Regions from separate parts of the Homo sapiens genome. Here all the other regions are linked to region 2. A link is a loop called in an ENCODE intact Hi-C map of the cell type or tissue named here. Cell type or tissue: HCT116. All regions are shown on one strand. Region 1 overlaps RHBDD1 (rhomboid domain containing 1). Region 2 overlaps COL4A4 (collagen type IV alpha 4 chain). Region 3 has its middle 14 kb from the start of IRS1. Region 4 has its middle 81 kb from the start of DOCK10.

Region 1 (5,000 bases), 110 kb before region 2:
GGAGAGAGGTAGTAGATCATATGACACAAGTGGAAACTATAGAAACAATTTGACACATGAATGCAAAGGTGGGGAAGTAGAAGACAGAGTGTACCTGAGACTGAGTGGACAGCCAGGAAGCCTTGTGCCGAGTGTGGCTCCAACGCAGAGCACACACACAGTAGTCGGTGTAGGTTAGGGGCTGACATCAACTTTGTGATTCTCTTCGAAATAAGTTTTTATGCTTAAAAACATTCTCCTCAGATCAACTCATATTCAAAACAGTGTAGTTTTCAGAGTTGGAAACAAAGCAATTCGGCCATTCTTCAGAGAGTAAGATGGCTTTTGTATCAATAACACTGAGTTGGAAGGATTTAAAATACCCTTAAGAGCTGGCATGATTACAAATCGGGCATTATTGTGGTTTGGGTTGTATTGTTATACCCAAGGTCTTCTTGGTTCTAGAAAGCCGAACCATGCTAGTAGCCAGTGGAATTTAAGGAGACCCACGTGGGAACTTTAGAGTTACGTCTTTGATATCAGCAGAGTCCCACAGAATTGAGAACTTAGACTGGAACTTCTTATTTTTCTGTTTTCAGATAGCAGTGAGCTTCCCACATGTCCATATCCATGAAGAAAAGGGACACTGGGTTTGGGCAGGAAGGGCGGGAATGGTGAGAGGTGCAACCCTGAACACTTGCGGTGTGAGAACCGATGGCCACGTGGGGAAGTGGGAAAAGACTCAGAAGGTTCGCTGTTCTTCATGCTAGCTCAGTGACCTCAGATGTGTCCCTAACACCTTCTGAGCCTCTGTTTCCTCTTCTGCAAAACTGAGATGATTCTATTGGGAGTGAAAGCTAAGTGGAGAAGTGTACCTTGAAAGGGCTTTATAAAGAAGAGTGTGATGATTATTCTTCTCATGACATGAGTTTTCTACTTCAGCATGTGGCATTTCTTTGGTTGGCTCAGCCCTGGTTCTCCTCGAATGCCCTGCAAATGGGTCCAAGGCCGTGTGTGCTGGCTGCTCCTTTTGAGAGCTGGACCTCGGGCATCTTCCTAGTCTGCCCCTTCTAATTCCTCCAGGCAGTTCCCTTCATGGAAATTATTAATCTGCGGGCTTTTTCTTTTGAAGAAACGCTAAAGAAAACACCAGAGGACTCTGTGTTTCCCTCTGGGAGTCTCAGCAGTCTTTCAGCCTCCATGGGTTTCTGCCCTGTGGCCTGGAGTCAGGGTGCCACGTCGAGCTTGCTTCTGACTCTGCCCTCAGCTAGTTCTAACAGAGTTCCCAGGCCATCTGGAATGAGGTGTCAAGTCCTGGCCTGCACTCACAAGTGCAATTAAGACCAGTCTTTTTAAAAACAACTGTTAAAGGCAAAGGAGAATTTGGATCTCATCATATAAAACAGTTTTAAGCAATCAACTACTGGTGATTTGATTCATGAATATGTAATTTCAAAGCATTTACCATTTTGAACAAAGAGAGATTCCTTTACAAATACATATGGCAAAAACGTTTTTTGGGGTGTTTATTTTGGGGTGTTCTAGTCAGGAAGGGTACCAGGGGTTGGGGAGGTATAATTCTCCCATGCTCTCAACAGGAAAGGAGAATCAGTTATGGGGAAGCACTGGGATCTTCATCAGTAGAGAAGCAAAAATATAAAAAAGGGGTTGGCTTTGACTGCTTTTTTGAATTTCTCTTTGACAACGGAAACTTCAGCTGTGGATTGAAAAGACGGACTCCGTTTCCCACTGCTTTCTCTAACATCTTTTCACTATGGTTTTAACAGTTGCCATGTCAGCTTATGCATAGATGGACACATCTTTGAAAAGGTGCCACTCTTGGGCAATGAGCAAGAGGGATCCACTGTTTACTTGCTTTCCCTCCTGGCTTAACTGTGCTTTGCCCACCCTCCCTTCCCAGCCAGGCTAGTGCTGCCAGAACATTTGGGTTCTGCAAATGGGTCCAAGGCCATGTGTGCTGGCTGCTGCTTTTGAGAGCTGGACTGCGGGCACCTTCCCAGTCTGCCTCTTCTAATTCCTCCATGCAGTTCCCTTCATGGGCAATGAGTTGTGTCAGAACCTCACTGGGCAGCATTGGAAGTCATAAGCAGGTGCTGTTGAGTCAAGTCCATATATTTATTGAACAGCTACTGTGTGTTCAGAACTGTCCCAGATGCTGGGGAGAGGGAGATAGGTCAGGGGGTCCCCTACCATTTTAGAGCTTATGATCCTGGTAGGAGAGAACAGAGTGGTGCAGAAATGCCTACACATCTGGCAGGATGTGGTGATGATTGAATGAAGACAAACAAACGGAAGGTGCCGAAAGCTGAAGAGTTTGAATTGGGAAGAGTTCTTCCATTGGTTCTATCGGGGTTGACCTAGCATTACAAGAGTGAGTAAGACTTCTGGTTGATGTAGGTGATGGGAGAGAGCCTTTCAGTGCAAATTACCAAGGTTAGCAGAGCTATAGTAGTGAAAAGGTACAGCCTTTTTGGTCCCCATGCTTAGAAGTAAACCTCTACTTACCCGTATCTATCAGTGATGTGTCTTCCTGGTTTCCTCATGGGGAATATTGAAGCTCTTTCATTACCTTTAGGTTGCTGGTTCCTTGAGATCAAGGACTATGTATTTTTCTCCCTTTATTACTACTCATGATGCCTGGGAGAATGCTTTCTTATGTAGTGATTGAAATTCTTGTATCATTACAAACTGTGTTTTTGGTAAGTTTGCATCCCTAAGAAACTCTTTTCAGTAACGATTTCCACAGTCCTTCATATGATCTTGAAATATGATGCCTACATCTTTGTTTACCTGCCCAGATATTGATCAGTATGGTAACTCTGCTCCAGTGGTTGCTTGTGTGTTTCAATCACGCATGATTCTTATTGGCCACATTGGGGCAGGAGGCGGCACATTAGAGGGAAGAAAAGGAGCACCCAAAGGCTGATCAGAAGAAGCCAAACCAGCCTAGTTGGTGGGGAAGTTAGTAAAGGTGGCAACAAGTTATATATGGGCATAAAAAAAAAAAGACAATAAGCCCTTGAGATACTGTGTAAGCCTAAATGATGCAAATTATGGAGCACGATGGAAGGAAAAATACAAGTGGGAAGATTATCAAGAAGCCTCAAAATGAGTCAAATCAGATTCATGGCTGAACCACTCTAAAAATATTTACTTGACGTTGAAATTTAGTACTGACAGCTGAAGTTGAAAAATCTTTGTTATATTTCTGTTTTGTGTTAAAATGAAGATGACACCCAAGCTATCACTTTGTTCCCTTGGAATCCTAGGGTACACATGCCTTGTCACGTCAGAATGATTGATTTTTCCTTTGGCTTTCTCACTACAGGAAATACCAGAAATAGCCCACCACCCTACGGGTTTCATCTCTCACCAGAAGAAATGAGGAGACAGCGGCTTCACAGATTCGATAGCCAGTGAGGTGGCATCTTGGGAAGACATGGCCTATTCGTGTAATTATTGCCCATTTGGCTCATTCCCCAAGCCCCTAATTCATTTTAATTCATTTTAAACAAAAGCAGAGTACACCGGTATTGCTCCAGATCGCTCACATCACCTGGGACAGTCCCATGGCCCCTATGAGTCAACTCACAGCTTGCGGGGAGTGGGCCTTCTCCTGGCCTTGTTCTTGCTCATAAACAGGTCACTTCCTCCATGAAGAGACCAGTTTCCACGCTCCCATCTCTCACTGCTGACTCAGCGATGCCTCTGCCTCGGTCTGCTTTTGAAGACTGTGACCTTCACCAGGAGGTTTTACTTACACCAGTCGGGAAGATTAGTCCCTCATTCTGCCTGGAGTGCCCCGTGTTTGACTTGGCAGCGGGTGTGGAGCCATCCCCGCGTCCTCCTGGCGCATTGCCACTGTGGCTGTCCAGGAACAGGATGTGGCTGCCTTGGCCGAATGTTGTCCTACTCTCCCCAACCCCGGCGCCTCAGCTCCTCAGCTCCTCGGGCCCCTGCGTCTGGCTGGTGTTTGCAGGGCTTTCGCTCTGCTCTGGTATTGCTCTGCCTTTATAGAAAGTCTTATTGAAGAAGTGTAAGAAAGACCTAAGGTGGGGAAGACTCCTACACACACCATTAGTATCAGTGACACCAGCAATGTAGGTTCCCAGCCCCTTCCCAGTGGCAGCTTGTGTGTCCAGGAGATAGGACATCATTTAACGCATCAGCAAAGTAGCAGCAGATGCCACATACAGAGTAGAGCGAAGGCATTTGGTGGATCGGTCACTAGAGATCTATCTTGCAGAAAGTATGTTTTTCCTCATAAAAGTGCCTCTTAATTGGCCATTGTACCAGCCACTTGTCCTAGCCAAATGTCCAAAACACGCCCTTGGGCCCCGCCACGTTACAATCCACAGATTGTCTGTCTGAGTCGTTTAAGGCATTTCCTGGTGCTTGTGTTCCATGAATAAAAGGACAAAGTCAGAAGATCACTGATGTCTTACTGTCAACAGAGATATTTTAAAAGAGAGAAGCAGGAAAAGATCTTCCTTTTTTGATCTACAACTTATATAGTTTTCTGATTATGCACATAATAGATATGCCTTCCAGATGCATAAGGCAAACATCTGGAAAGAAATATACCCAAATCTTAGCAGGGGTTATCTTTGGGAGTGGAGTACATGGGATTTTGCTTTCTTCATTTTTATAATTTTATATTACTGTCTTGGAAGATGTGTTTATGTGTGTGTGTTACTTTTACAATCAGGAAAACATATTTAATAACATATAGTCAAGAAAACAGACTTAAAAATAAATACTATGTGTCCATTGAGAAAATTCACAATATAAACAGAAATACAAATAAATACATACACAATTTTAAAGTCACCTGTAGCCCTACCCTTAGAGGTACCCAGGGTTAACATTTTGGTGGTATTGTCTTATCAATTTTTCCGTTGATACATTCAGCAAATTTGGAGCACATTGACCATGGAGTTTTGTGTCCAAATCCAATCTGAATTTACCTGGAAGAGGCCTTGACACCTGCATGGAAATGA
Region 2 (5,000 bases):
CACCATGCCCGGCTAATTTTGTATTTTTAGTAGAGACGGGGGTTTCTCCATGTTGGTCAGGCTGGTCTCGAACTCCGGACCTCAGGTGATCCGCCCGCCTCGGCCTCCCAAAGTGCTGGGATTACAAGCGTGAGCCACCGCACCCGGCCTATTAAAACTTTGATATAATTTTTGGTGGTGTGTGTACATATGTGTATATATGTACATATATGTGTATATAGGTGAATAAACAATTTGTTTTATGTTTATGAAAATATAATCAGAATACTATAATAAATATATAAACATGATTTAAAATATACAGCATATTTTATTAAATTTTTAAATAATTTTATATTTTTCTTACAATATTTTGTGAGCCTTTTTCTATTATACTAAAATCTCTTCAGGATCCTGATTTTTTTTTTTTTTTTTTTTTGAGACAGAGTGTTCTCTGTCACTCAGGCTGGGGCACAATGGCGCAATCTCAGCTGACTGCAACCTCTGCCTCCCGGGCTCAAGTGATTCTTGTGCCTCAGCCTCCTGAGTACCTGGGATTACAGATAATGCACCATCGTGCCCAGCTAATTTTTGTATTTTCAGTAGAGATGGGATTTCGCCATGTTGGCCAGGCTGGTCTCAAACTCCTGGCCTCACGTAACAATCCTGATTTTTAGTGCCAATAAATAATCTATCACAAGAATGTACTGTGATGTATTAAGCCATCTCACTCTGGTTAGATTAGATTATTTCTATTTATTTTCAATAATATTTTAAAACTGTAAAATAATAGCCAAAATTTTTATTTATGCCATGATAGATGTTTTTCTACTGAAGAAAAGAATGTTTCTTGAATGAATTTTGCCACAATCATAAATTCTCACCATTAATTAGAAAATAAATATTTTGTGCTTTTCTGGGTATTACTATTATTCTACACTTAGTATGATCTTTCTTTTTGTCATAGTTAAGAACAGGCTATACATAGGTCACCCATGTTTGCAAACCAGGCCCTTACTGGCTCTGTCACTTGGGGCAAGTTCCTTAAAACCTCTCTCAGTCCTCATTTCCTTACTTCCTTGAAACCTCATTTTTCTTCTCTGTGAAATGGAGATTGTAATATTACCTACCTCAAACTATTCTTCCATTGAATAGATAATATACATAAAATGCTTCCCGTATTGAGGGTAACAAAGTAAATTCCCCAATATATCATTACTAAAACTACTAATGCTTTTGATAGGTGGAATTTTTAGAAGAATATCAAGTTTAAATAGAAAAAAAAAAAAGAGTTCAATTTCTACCTAAACCTGGGAAATTGAAGAAAAGCCAGATTAGAAACATTGTCTGTTTTGTTTTTTTTTCCTTGATTTATCTACACACCTAACACAGTGTTGGTGTAGCACCTGCCCTAAAGATATCTGCTGTGTGAATAAACCATTGAACAAGCACATTAACAAAACATGAGTAAAAGCATAGCATGTATTGGTAAAGATAGCCACTCTTATTCTTGTAATTGAGATAAACCTGAACAAAACCCTTAAAAGCTGACAAGCAGCCGGCTTCTTCAAAATATTGGTCATACTGCTATTTTTTTCATATTGTAAAAGTACCATATACTCAGCATAGTCAAAAGTACAAAGAAGGAAAACTATGAAGAATTAAAATGTAAAAGGTCCATAATTATATCATGTAGGCATAAATAGCAACCATTTAGGGCAGTGTTTCTTAAAATGAGGTGGGCAAACATGCTCTAGAACATCTGAGAATTCTGCATCAATATTTTATCTTATTTTATTTATTTATATTTTTTGAGACGTAGTCTCACTCTGTCACCCAGGCTGGAGTGAAATGGCACAATCTTGGCTCACTGCAACTGCCACCTCCCAGGTTCAAGCAATTCTCCTGCCTCAGCCTCCCAAGTAGCTGGGACTACAGGCACACGCCACCATGCCCGGCTAATTTTTGTATTTTTAGCAGAGACGGGGTTTCGCCATGTTCGCCAGGCTGGTCTCGAACTCCTGACCTGAGGTGATCCACCCACCTCGGCCTCCCAAAGTACTGGGATTACAGGCGTGAGCCACTGGGCCTGGCCCAAAATTGTAAAATTATGTGTTCATTCACCTGACAATCTAAAAGAATTAAGGTAAGCACATTTGAGATCATTTGAATGGCCACCTCATAGCCAAATACTTCCAAGTTATTCCACAGCCTGAGTTTGCAAATGTGTCTGATTGGACTGGCGCGGAAAGTCACTAAGATGCCAATGCTTGCTGGATTCTGCAATGGCACACGGGCTCCTGTGGCTTCGACGAACATATTCCAGAGCTCCATGGCTTCCCAAACTTGAAAAACATTGTTTTGGTATATTTTCATTCAGTCATTTCTACAAGCCAGAGATCTCAAGGTTGGGGGAAGGGGAAAGTAGTTAGGCAACCCCTTCCCACAGGGACATTTGGCAATGTTTTGATACATTTTAAGTTGTCACAATTGGAGGGACGGGATGCTACTGACATCTAGTGGGGAGAGGCCAGGGATGTGGCTAAACATCCTGTAATTCACAGGACAGCCTCCACAACAATGAAATAGCAGCAGCCTGAGGTTGAGAAATCCCTCTCTGTGTATATTTTAATGTCTTTCTTGTTGCTGTTGCTTTTACAAAGTTGAGTTTATATTTTTGTAACCTGTACTTTCTGTTCAGCATTATATCACAGGCACTTCCCCACATCATGAAGTTGTTATATATATTTTTGACTCCTGTGCCGTTCTGTTAAATGACTGTACCATGACTTACTCAATCACGCTGGAACTCCATGAGAGCAGGGATCAGGTCTGTCTTGCTAAATCCCCACACCCAGTGTCAGTCCTAGCTTGGCATGGAGCAGATGCTTAATATTGACTTGCCCTCAGTTGTTGAAAGAGCCACTCACCTACTGCTGGATGTTCAGATTGTTTCCAGGTGAGTTGCCTTCTTAAATCACTTTTCTTTTTTTTTTTTTTTTTTTTGAGACAGAGTCTTGCTTTGTCACCAGGCTGGAGTGCAGTGGCACAATCTTGGCTCACTGCAAGCTCCACCTCCCAGGTTCAAGCAATTCTCCTGCTTCAGCCTCCCGAGTACCTGGGACTACAGGCACGCACCACCACGCCCAGCTAATTTTTGTATTTTTAGTAGAGACGGGGTTTCACCATGTTGGCCAGGATGGTCTCAGTCTCTTGACCTCATGATCCACCCGCCTCAGCCTCCCAAAGTGCTGGAATTACAGGCATCAGCCATCGTGCTCAGCCCTTAAATCACTTTTCTAAAGCTTATTCTTACTAAGTTTTACATGTCGGCCAAAAGGACAGTGGGTGTGAGTGGCAGGGGGAGGAGACGGGGAGGACAGGCATAGAAAAGGAGTGGGTTGGAGATTGTGTATTGCTCAGTGCTCTTGGTTCCAGTCATTTATATTTGTATTTATATGCATATTTAAGGGTGGAGTTTAGGATTTATGTGAAATTAAGCAAAACAAATCCGTGATTTGACAAAGCTGTTACTCTGGACATAATATATTGTCAAAAATGTTCAATCTGTTTGCTAGGGTGAAATGTGTTGCACAAATTAACCCGAAAGTAGTGTTAAATTGTGTCAGATCTTTCATTTTACAGTCAAGGGTAATGGTGCCATAATAATTCGGCAAAGAAAAGTTCTCAGCCATAAAATTGGGCAGTGACTAGATAATGAGTACAAGTTCAAATAATCAGAACAGCCTCCACCCCTGAGCAGCACACACACGTCACCATCTGCTCCTCAGAGCAAGAGGGAATTCTTACCGGGTCTCCCATTTGCCCCTTTACTCCCACACCGGGATTTCCCTGAGAAAGAAATGAAAAAGAATCTAATTGCTTTTGAATTTTAAAAAAGTAATTAAAAGCAATTAAGACTTCTGGCTACACAATATATTGCAGTTCATGGAATACTTTGGGAAGTCTGATAAGAGGAAAGCCATCATTCTGACAAATATCAGTGGTCAACCATTTCATTGTTCAGGGCTCTATTGATGTATCTTGCTCATGACTGCCTACCTTCAAACCTGGACGCCCTGGTTGGCCCGGAGGTCCCTAAATCAAGGGAGAAAAAAACACAAATCAATCATCAGACATAGAAATCAGAATGTGCCTTCTTTTGTTACCCCAAAATAGGGTCCTATTTAGGAAACCCTTAATTTTAAAACATGCAGTGATGGAGTTTCTATCATGGATGGGCTGTTTTCTGTGAAGATGATGTCAGTGGCTCATCCGCAGGGACCTGTGCTTCAAGATGGAGTCCCACTGATAATGGTGGGTTTTCACTGATTCATCGATTATAATCTCTCAAACGGCCCACCTGTGTCTGACCCAAAATGGCAATGTTGCTTCTTTATTTTCATGTAGAATCTGGTTTTTAAAGGGATCACATCAGCAGTGCTGTACTTACCACTAACCCTGGCTCTCCAGGATATCCTGTGGGACCTGCCGGTCCTCCTGCACCCCAAGATCCCTAAACATGAGAAAAATCAGTGCATCTGTTACCCAAAATTGTAATCATCTTTCACAGAAAGAGTTGCGTGTGATCCCATGTGGATAAAAACCTCTAAAGAAATCACAGCCACCAGCACATCTGCCCTGCTAGGACATTTTCAACAGCAGCTTTGATGCAGCCCTAAAAGGGCACCAAGCAGTCCGGGCACGGTGGTTCACACCTGTAATCCCAGCACTTTGAAAGGCCAAGTGGGGCAGATCACGAGGTCAGGAGATCGAGACCATCCTGGCCAACATGGTGAAACCCCGTCTCTACTAAAAATACAAAAATTAGATGGGCGTGGTGGCAGGCGCCTGTAGTCCCAGCTACTCGGGAGGCTGAGACAGGAGAATCGCTTGAACCAGGGAATCGGAGATTGCAGTGAGCCGAGATTGTGCCACTGCACTCCAGCCTGGCGAAAGAGCAAGACTCTGTCTCAAAAAAAAAAAAAAAGCACCAAGCTAAAGGTAGCAGCACTCTGGTA
Region 3 (5,000 bases), 290 kb before region 2:
CCTTTTTCCCCTCCTATTAACATTTCTGGGGACTCTAAAGCAGAGCTCAAGATGGTTCAGGACCACGGAGAGCGCAAGGAAGGGGAACTACCAAAGCACTTTAGTCATGCAGGTGGGGAAAGAGATGATCCTAAAATTGTTTTTATTTTTCTGTTTTTTTGAGAGGGAGTCTCGCTCTGTCACCCAGGCTGGAGTGCAGTAGCACGATCTTGGCTCACTTCAACCTCCGCGTCCCGGGTCCAAGCGATTCTAGCGCCTCAGCCTCCTGAGTAGCTGGGATTACAGGTGTGCACCACCATGCCCAGCTAATTTTTTGTATTTTTAGTAGAGACTGGGTTTTGCCATGTTGGCCAGGCTGGTCTCCAATTCCTGACCTCCAGTGATCCACCCCCCTCAGTCTCCCAAAGTGCTGGGATTACAGGCGTGAGCCACCACGCCCAGCCAATAGTGGAATTGTTGCCGGACAATATTTATTTAAAAGACATTATTGTAAAGAGTAACAGTGTAATTCTGGCTCCTTGAAATTTGAGGGGAATGATTTTTCTGGACATTCGACCAGTGCTTTCTAAATTTCTCCACTGAATTCTATCTAATGACAGATGAGAGGACACTGAAAGTAGGAGTAGCCATAAGTCACCAGTGCAAAATGTCTTTTGAAGTTTGCATTTATTGATTGCTACCATTTATGTAAAGTTTTACAGTTTTGACAGTCATAGGGTTCACCAATCCACCATAGAAGAGAATTAAGTCATGCGGACACAGCAGGGTTTAGAATGGATGAGTAGAGGAGTGTGTGCAGGCTCCAGTCCCCAAAGTCTCTAGGACTGTCCTAGAACCTGCAGCTCATCTGTCAATTCTGTCAACTACTCAGGATCCTCTCAAGAATTATCCCCCCATACCCACCTTTTAAATTTCCTCAAGCTAGTTTCATTTGAGTTTTGTCACTTGCAACTGAATGAGCCCTGCTAATGCAGATAGATTCAATTGAGAAGGGGAATTCTAGGCTAGGAGTACAAGGTTACAGGCAAGGAGACAGGAACATAGCTTGGGATTTCCTGGGGCAGTGAGAAAACTGACTTTAAAAAAATGGAATGGTTTCTAAAATGTTTGTACAACTTCTCTGTATGGCAATGGGGTAGGAGTATAAATTCTTTCAGCTTCTTCTGAGGGCAGCTGAACAAGAAGTATAAAAATTTTGAATGCTGATAACATTTGACCTAGCAATTCCATCTCTAGAAATAAATTCTACAGTAGTAATCTTAAAAACGTATTCACTGAAATGTTATTTTCTCATAGAAAATGTCGAAACAACATATGTGTCCATCAATAGAGAACTTGCTAAATGATTTATACTACCTTTACATATTGAAATACGCATAGCCGTGGAAGATAATTTAGTAGATCTATATGTCCCATTATGGAACAATCCCCATGGTGGGGGGAAAAGTAAGGTGCAGAACTGTATCATAGATGTTCTCTCTCTCTCTCTTTTTTTTTGGAAAGCACATGTATGCTTTTATATACACAGAAAAATTCTAGAATGGCAAACAAGATATCTTTGCAATAGTTTTTTTCTGGGAGGGGACTCATTTAAAAAAATTCTCCCATATTGCTTGTTTTGTTTTGTTAAAGACATCCATGTATTCCTACTTGGGTTAAGCCATGATAACTAAATATGATTAAAGTTCAGAACAATAAAAACCTTAGAGATGTATACATAAATATCACTTGCTTAGGAATTTCTAGGTAGGTACTATTTTAAGCCCTCTACATATATTATTTCATTCAATCCTTGGAGCAACTCTAGGAGGGAGGTGTTATCCTCTAATTGCAGATGAGGTTGATGAAGCTTAAAGAGTAATGATGCCTTGAGTCCATCCTCTGGCTCCAAAGCCCTTGTATTTAACTGTTCTCCCTTTTGCATCCCTGTGCTAAAGTGACTTTGCTATAATATCCACAAGGAAGAATTTCTGTGTAAAAATTAGACTTCCTTGCAGGCAGTCTATCAGTGATATCCAATAAAGACTCAATAATGGCTAACAATACAAACCACACACACAAGAAAAACTTCTCCTTTTGTGCCAGGTACTTAGATTAGGTGTAGTGGTTTTCTTAAACTGATTATCAAGGTAAACACCACCTCATACATTTCAGCAGAGAGCAGTGGTTTCTCTCTCCAGCAGTGGGAGCCATTGAATCAGGACAATGCCACACAGTTGGGCTTTCATGTTAGATAGATCACTCTTGTGGTTTTGGGGGATGGCATTATAAGAGAGGAGACTGGAGACAGGGGGGCTATTGTCATGCAGATTTGTTGGATGTCCACCCAGCATTCACTTTTTCCATCTTTTGCCAGGGGTACACTACACAACATCACCAGTCATTTCATAGAATGGCAATTAGATTAGGCTTAGGTCTGCACTGCCTTCCTTCACTCCGCTCTGTCACTTGCCATCATTGTAAATGCTGACAACTTAGTGCCTTTCATGCTTCAAGTATCAATAAGATAGGAATAGTAATAGTATCACATTGAATTATTGTGGAGTTTTGAACAGATGATACTTGTGTTATCAGTGCTCAATAAATATTAGCTGTCCTCTTCCTTATTGTTGTTGTCCTCAACTATGTATTTTAAATGGGATTAGTCACACAACTCCTCATGTCCCCCACCCATTAATACCTGACTCCTTTGCAAAACAAAGCATAGCATATGGTGGTGGGGATTACAAAATCGTTACAGAAATTTCATATGTAAAAAAGGGGCAAGAGTTGGCCAGTTTGACACTTCCTTAACCTATTTTATTTTTCTTAAATATTACAGTATCACCAGATATACTTTCTATTTATTTCTTCTCTGAGAGTATGCAATTTGTCTGATGTGTTGCCTGCTGTTTTTGGGTGAGTGATAAATATGAGTTCTATATAGGGGGTGAAGAAAGCATTCCATGAGTGGGACTGTATGAACAATGGAGAAAAGTCATGAAGGAAAGATGGCATTCCATGTGGACTCGAGTAAAGTGAACATGATATCTTGTCTATAAGGGGGATCATACATTTAAAGCATTCAGCAACCTGTAACCAACACAACAGTCTTTCCAAGAAGAAGAGAGTATGAGCTTTTAGAGGGGAAGAAAAGTATCCTCTTCCCTTGAGAAGCATTCAGAGCATCTAGTATCACACTTGGGATATAGCAGGCATTTGGTACTCAATTAAAGAATAGAATGTGATTAAATAACTTTGAGGGCCCACATGGATGACTTTGAATACGGATCAAAAGTTTGGACTTAGCTTGTCAGTAATGAGGAGCCTTTGGTATGATCAACAGGAGAAGTAACATAGCACATCTGAGATATAGAGTAAAATGGAAACCTTGAGCAAAGGTAGGCTAGTTAGGAGTCTGTTTCAATAGACCAAAGGAGATGGAGAGCATGAGGGGCTCAGTTAGTCTTGTGGTGGTGGAAATAAAGAGGAAAAAGCAGGTGCAGAAAACATTCAGAGGAGGAAACAATGGGCTGTTGAAACAAATTGGATATTTGGGACAATAGCAAGAGAAAAGTCAAAGATAACTGGGATTTTAATCCTGAGCAACGGGTAGGCTAGTGAGACATCTAATCACTCTCCCCGTCTCCTTCCCTGAAAGTTAATTACTCACAGAAAAAGCATTAGCCAGAAGTCAGCATGTTTACATCAGTTCCTTAACCCTGCAAGTCCACATTGGTGATGCAGGTGGCCAAGACAGGTGCTGCACACACTGGATTACAGCATGGAAGAGGAGCCCAGGGTCATGGAGGCACCCAGCAAGTGGCAAAATATGGGCACCTTGACCTACTGGGTTGCCTATGTGACCAGCTACAGAAGCTGCTCAGTATCAGGAGCTGGAGCTGCCTGCAATCTGGCCACTCAGCAAGAATTTTCAGAGACTGTTTCTATTCCATAGTGGATGCTCCATCCAACACCATTCTTTTAAAGTGCGCACATCTGATCACTTTCCAAGTATAAATGGCCTGAATTTATTTTCCTTTCTTTACCAAAATCCAACCTAAGTAATTTTTTTCTTTCCATACTCCTTATTCATGAACTCTAATTGTTGGTAACTTTGAGAGCATTGGTCATCTTAATTTCTTACCACTAATGACATGACAAGTTAATTTCTGCAATAAGAACAGCTAAAATTATTTTTATATCTTCTAACATAATATTTTGTCATGAATGCTTTCCTAGAATCTTCCTTCTGGAATCCTACTTTTTATGTAGTTTGGAGATTCTCTTTTCTAAAATAAAGATTAGCATGTAAGATAATAAAGTTATTATATATTTCATCCAAACTGTAAAAATACATTGAATATTTTACTTCTTAATTCCTCTAGGTAATATAAAAGTATTTTAGACAGTTTTATATTGTATTAATTGAAGCATATCAAAGTTGATTGATTTCTAAAGACTGTGAACTCAACCCACATAAGAGGAGGCAAAAGTAAAGATTAGAACTTGCCATTTCTATTCCAGTCCATTAATTCTAGCTTAAGCTATTTCTGATAAGTGTGTACTCTGGAGAAAAAAAAAATGTTATTTGAAGAGTGGCCACTATATTTGTTTCTGGCAAAACTAAAGTTTTAAAATTCCAGTTCCTCAACAAATGGAAGATGGAATTTTCCAGTTCTTCAAAGTATGATTTTTAGGACTTGCTACTAAAGGTTAAATTTTCTCTCTCTATTATAACATATTCATGGATCCTTTAGACATTAAAGTAAAGTTGGAGTGGAAGAGTAGAAAATAACAGAATCTATTTATTGCTTTAGGTTTTCTTATGAATTGCCCCCTGCTCTGTCTCTAGTTTGTGACATGATGCTGATAGCATGTCTGTTAGTGTGTAGGTGACGCTGCCTTCAGCTAGAAGCTGGATTCAACAACATTAGGCTGACTTGCAGGCTACAAAGCCTCTGACTAAGGTCATCACATCTGGCACCAGATTTGATGTCAGGAGCTGATGTTCTTTTCAC
Region 4 (5,000 bases), 2.0 Mb before region 2:
TTGTTGTCTAAAAATAGTGTTAATTTTATTTACCATTTTATTCTAATTTATTTTACCATTGATTATATAATTTCCTTAAGTTTAGTTATAGTCAGTATAACATTGCAACTGATATGCCATAAGTTGTTTATATTTTTATGGTCATTTATGGATCACCTTCTTATTTCAAATAGTACTGGAAGAAATTTCTCTCTCTCTGTCTCTCACACACACACACACATGCACACACACGGACACACTTCCCATTCCCCTCTTTTTTTTTTTTTTGAAGGTCCTGAGATACTAATGTCCCGAATGACTCCACTGTGTGTAGGAAGAAACCAACTAGTATGGCCCAAGTATTACTACAGGGAATGTTGCTGGAGTAATGGGATAAGAATTGTCTTTCCAAGGCTTAATTTTTTCATCTGTAAAATAGGTATAATAAGGGTATCTCATAGGATTTTGGTGAGGATTTTTAAGGCTTTGCATACAAATGGCCATATTACTTAGTCATTGAATGATATTATTATTATTTGTATTACTATTATTATAATTCTCCTTAAGAGGGGGATTTTAAAGTCTCAGTTGAATTTTTAGTCTCCAAACTCTCCAAGAACTCCTCCTTTGTCACTAAAGGAGTCTTTGTTTTATCATACCTCAAAGATGACTCTCTTCCTTTTTCCCCACTTGTCATGGAGCCATATTGCACCTAACTTCTAGCTCACAACTCCCTCTTTCATTTATAGGGTTCTTGCATGCTTTACATTTTAAGAGAATAAAAGGGTAATTTTGGAGACTGCTCAAACTATTATGTCAAACATTTTCTTCTAAATTTTTATTCTAAGTGATTTGTTTTCTAAGTTCTGGAAACCAAGACTTAAAATACATGTAGAAATTAAAGCTGAATTGAAAATTAAAGATATCACATGGGCCTTGCAACTCAGAGAATAAACTTAACTCAGTGTTAAACACGTGCTCCCACAGCCCTAGATAGGACTACCTGGAAGCCTTTCTTCTCTAGGAGCCTAACACCTCATCTTTGTGGGGCTCCTTCCAACTGAGATTTGCTTTTCTTCTTCAATGCTTATTTTTATCCTGTTCCAGAAGATCTAAAGTCTCACCCTCCAGCCTACTAGCAAAAACATAAAGTCTCTTAAAAGAATACATATAACACTGTATTATAAAATATTACATAATATAATTTGTATTAGTCTGTCCTGCCACTACTATAAAGAAATGCCTGAGACTGGGTAATTTATAAGAAAAGAGATTTAACTGGCACAATGTTCCACAGGTTGTACAGGAAGCACGGCCGCATCTGCTTCTGGGGAGGCCTCAGGGAGCTTTTACTCATGGTGGAGCAGGTGTCTTACACGGCAGGAAAAGGACCCAGAGAGAGAGAGAGGTGATACACACTTTGAAACAACCAGATCTCGCGAGGACTCACTCACTCTACAGTACCAAGAGAGGATGGTGCTAAATCATTCATGAGAACTCCGCCCTCAGGATCCAGTCACCTCCCACCAGGCCCCGCCTCCAACAGTGGGGATTATGATTTGACCTGAGATTTTGTGGGGACACAGATCCAAACCGTACCAACATTATATATATTTCTCTGAAAGAACCCATTCTCCCTCAATTAAAAAAGCTTTGTGTATTATTAAACATACATTTAACATTCCACGGTTTCTTCACCAATGTCTGGTCAGTGTGTAGGTTCTTGAGTTTTGACTGAAAGGATTCACCAGGGAGAGTTGCCAGAACACAGAAAACTCTGCCCCAGAGCCTCATCCATGCTTCTATGTACAGCTCAACAAAACACATTTTTTAAAAGCATTTTGTCCTTTTTACATTACTTTTAGCTATTTTAAACATATAGGTATAGTCTCAGAGCTTCCAGTCAAATATGGATCGTCAAGCGGAAGCGGAGGACAGCCTTCCCTTAGAGAGCGATTTTCATCTGTGCTCCATCCCCATCGTGGTTTTATCTGTGTGGAAATGCGCTTCTTTGAAGTGCCGTTAACTAAGCGGGGATGGAGGAATTGGCTAGGAGCCAGGTTATAACCTTCTTACTTGGAATATTCGTCTATATCCTACGTAATGAAGTGCATTAACGTTTATACATTTTATTGCAGTTATTTAGTCAATTTTTTTATTGTAAACCAACATGGATGCTTTGTCTCAGGCATATTCTAATTAGATTATTTTAAATAAAATTATAAAGACGGCAGGATTCAGAAACGAAGTATTTATAATAAATTTGTTATTGCCAATACTAAATATTTTCTCATTTGTAGTTCCCCAGTCTGTCAGCAGGTTGCAGCAGAGGGCTGGCTTTAGTTTTAAATTAGCATGTTAAAGAGCATTAAAATATTTCTCCCTCCCTCCCTCCCCTTCCTTCCTCCTTTCCTCCTTTCCTCCCTCCCTCCCTCCCTCCCTCCCTCCCTCCCTCCCTCCCTCCCTCCCTTCCTTCCTTCCTTCCTTCCTTCCTTCCTCTCTCCCTCCCTCCCTCCTGCCCTCCCTCGCTTCTTTCCTTCTTTTTCCTCCCCTTCCATCCTTCTTCTTTCCTTCCTTCTGTCCTTTGTATCTTCCTTCTTTCTTCCTCCTTCTCTTCCTTGTTTCCTTTATTCCTTTATTCTTTCTCTCTCTTTTCTCATCCCTCCCTTCCTCCCATCTTTCCTCCTTTCTCTTTCTTCATTTCCTCCCGTCCTCCCTTTCTTTTCCTTCTTTCTTTTCCTCAGTTTTTTTCCTCTCTCTCTTTCTTGCCTCTATCCTTTCCTTCCTCCCTTCCTTCCTTCCTTCTATTTTCCTTCCTTTCTCGTTACTTTTTCTTACAATATGAACATGATACTCAATTACATTCTGTAAATGGAGGAGCTGACTCAATAGTAAAGTGTTTATGTATGTGTATATTTAAAATGATGTCTACCTTTTAGGATTTTTTTAAAATAGTACTGTAGTTAAAGATGGAGACCTTATATAGAAGAATAGAGTATCAATAACAATAAGAGTAGATAAACTTATAATTTGACTAACAAAGATAACAATAGCAAAGCCCAGATTTGGTGTGATGTATACAAACTCTTAGGATCACACTCCACTCATATAGCATATGCAAATGGCCTTGTTTTTGCAACTGCATTTGGAAATGTGGAAGAGGGAAAAAGGCATTTCAATCATAGCTCTCATTAGTTATTCACTGTATCCAGGCCGCTCAATTGTGCTTCTGTCTTTAATGTAATAGTAAGCAATAATCTCACAGCTGTGCTTTGTAGAGTGAACTATATAAGCATCTATATTGAGATTTCATACACACATAACATAAAAGCAAGAGAAAAGCATCAAGAATACCGCTTGGCCCATTGCAAAACCATACAAAAGAAATAATAACTCTCCCTCAGAACGGTTTTGTAGAGTGACCAGCTGTAAGATAGACTTGTATTCTATAATGAAATCACCATTCAAAAAGTGATTACTTCAAGGTATGACACTACTTTCCCTTTGAAACATTGATATCTTTAATTATACAACATCAGTATCAGCCACTGGGATGAGATAAAACAGATTCCTAAGCCAAAATTTGTCTCCCTTTCAATGTTCTCATTCACTTCATCTCCTTCTAAGCGCTTACCCGAAGGCTCCCAAAGGACATTGCTCATATATGAGACACGGTGGGTGCTTTTTTCTCCAGCATTTGAGGTTGAGTGTTCATTGTTAACTGGGAAGTGTTTTAGGCTTATTGTTTAATTCACAAAAATGTCAGTTTTGGCAGTGTTCAGTAATAAAAATTTCTTAGTAATAGTTTGGATATATAACATTGCCGTGCGTTCCACATTCATTTGACAAATATTTACTGAACTACTATCAATGTTCTTGGCATGCATTAAACAGACTAGGCCTTGCTCACTGTGGAGCTTAGCATGGGCAGGAGGGAAGAAAGACTTCAGCTGATAATTATATCGATCTTTAAAATAGTTACAATTATGTTAAGTGCTATGAAAGCAAAGGACACTGTGTTATGAGAAAGCACAAGAAAAACACTTGACCTGGCCTGGGGGTGGGGAAATAAATTAGAGTCGCTTTCCTTTGTGACAGATAGGGAAATTCATTAGTCTCAGGCAGTGGTTTAGAGTGAGGTTTGATTATTGCCTTTAATTTGTAATTAAATAGGAGAAACTATAACTGAGCATGAAGCAAAATCTGATGTAATGTAGCACATTAATTTATTGTATGGGATGATCATTGTGGTGAGTGGTACAAGATAGAGCAGCTTCATTTAAAAAGTCATATTTTGAATTGTATGAAACACGTTTGTCTTTAATTATGGCAAGCCCGAAAAAGTGTGGTCACTACTGTTCATGTGAGCAAAGACTCCATATCTTAAATATTGTGGCTGTTAACCTATAGGTTAGGACTTTGTCTCTTTTTGGACCACATAGTTTGTAAAAGCACACAAAAATCACAAATCACATTTTGATAAAAAAAAAAACTATACTTTCAAAGAGTCCATCTTGCATATCTTTTCCCTCCACCTGTATAAATAAAATTTTATAGTTTTCTTTTTTTAAGTGTGTCAAAACCCATAGCTGATATCAGTTTTAAGTAGAGATTCTGTGGTGCTTTTTTAGTACTCTCAGTTACATACTCTTAATTCATAAGTAGAGTGAATTAATACACTAACTTGAATGGAAGCTGACTAAATGCTGATAAAGTAATGATAATTAGGAGAATGCATAGCAATAGGTAGTTTCAATATCTTTGTTAATAGAAAAAAGGAGAAGAAATAGCATGAAATTAGCAGACAGTGAGTTAAGGTATTGTAAACATAAAACGAATCTGTAGGAAACGATAAATTATAAAAATTAACTGCGCACAGTGGAAGCAGAGAAACAAATGAAAATAAAATTAAAACAGAAATTTACTCATATTAAAGTCGAACAGCAAGAGATCGTCTTTATTTGGCAGTATTTTGAAAATGATATTTTGAGAAGTAGAGGAATAAAATAAGAATAATAGGT

The links. A loop is a pair of places that touch in the nucleus more often than their neighbours do. Peaks named below come from ENCODE experiments on the same cell type or tissue, not always from the same donor. Only the 100,000 strongest peaks of a DNase experiment are listed, where the experiment ranks them.
Region 1: it touches region 2 in a loop (4-fold over the local background); 13 of 110 quality-filtered maps call a loop at or near these places.
Region 3: a loop joins it to region 2, with 15 times the contacts of the local background. A loop is called at or near these places in 31 of 110 quality-filtered maps.
Region 4: it touches region 2 in a loop (7-fold over the local background); 3 of 110 quality-filtered maps call a loop at or near these places.

Annotation. Positions count from the first base shown.
Region 1 is chr2:226,992,103-226,997,102 of GRCh38, forward strand. It overlaps RHBDD1 (rhomboid domain containing 1), which reads left to right. Exons shown (of 9, transcript NM_001167608.3): 9 at 3,329-5,000. The coding sequence ends at 3,420. It also overlaps a transcript of COL4A4 not described here. Among named protein-coding and RNA genes, the nearest start is that of RHBDD1, 160 kb to the left of the region's middle. RefSeq lists enhancers at 2,976-4,175, 3,355-3,856. In HCT116, a CTCF peak has its summit at 2,878; DNase peaks (open chromatin) are centred at 2,889 and 3,729; H3K4me3 peaks cover 1,334 bases; H3K27ac peaks cover 2,978 bases.
Region 2 is chr2:227,104,792-227,109,791 of GRCh38, forward strand. It overlaps COL4A4 (collagen type IV alpha 4 chain), which reads right to left. Exons shown (of 48, transcript NM_000092.5): 10 at 4,433-4,495; 11 at 4,042-4,077; 12 at 3,790-3,831. Among named protein-coding and RNA genes, the nearest start is that of COL4A4, 57 kb to the right of the region's middle. In HCT116, a CTCF peak has its summit at 2,490 (motif pointing left); a DNase peak (open chromatin) is centred at 2,490; H3K27ac peaks cover 920 bases.
Region 3 is chr2:226,811,160-226,816,159 of GRCh38, forward strand. It overlaps a transcript of RHBDD1 not described here. Among named protein-coding and RNA genes, the nearest start is that of IRS1, 14 kb to the left of the region's middle. RefSeq lists an enhancer at 1,999-2,570. In HCT116, CTCF peaks have their summits at 2,169 and 2,379; no DNase peak of the experiment used is centred here.
Region 4 is chr2:225,120,764-225,125,763 of GRCh38, forward strand. No RefSeq gene overlaps it. Among named protein-coding and RNA genes, the nearest start is that of DOCK10, 81 kb to the left of the region's middle. In HCT116, no CTCF peak of the experiment used is centred here; a DNase peak (open chromatin) is centred at 2,312.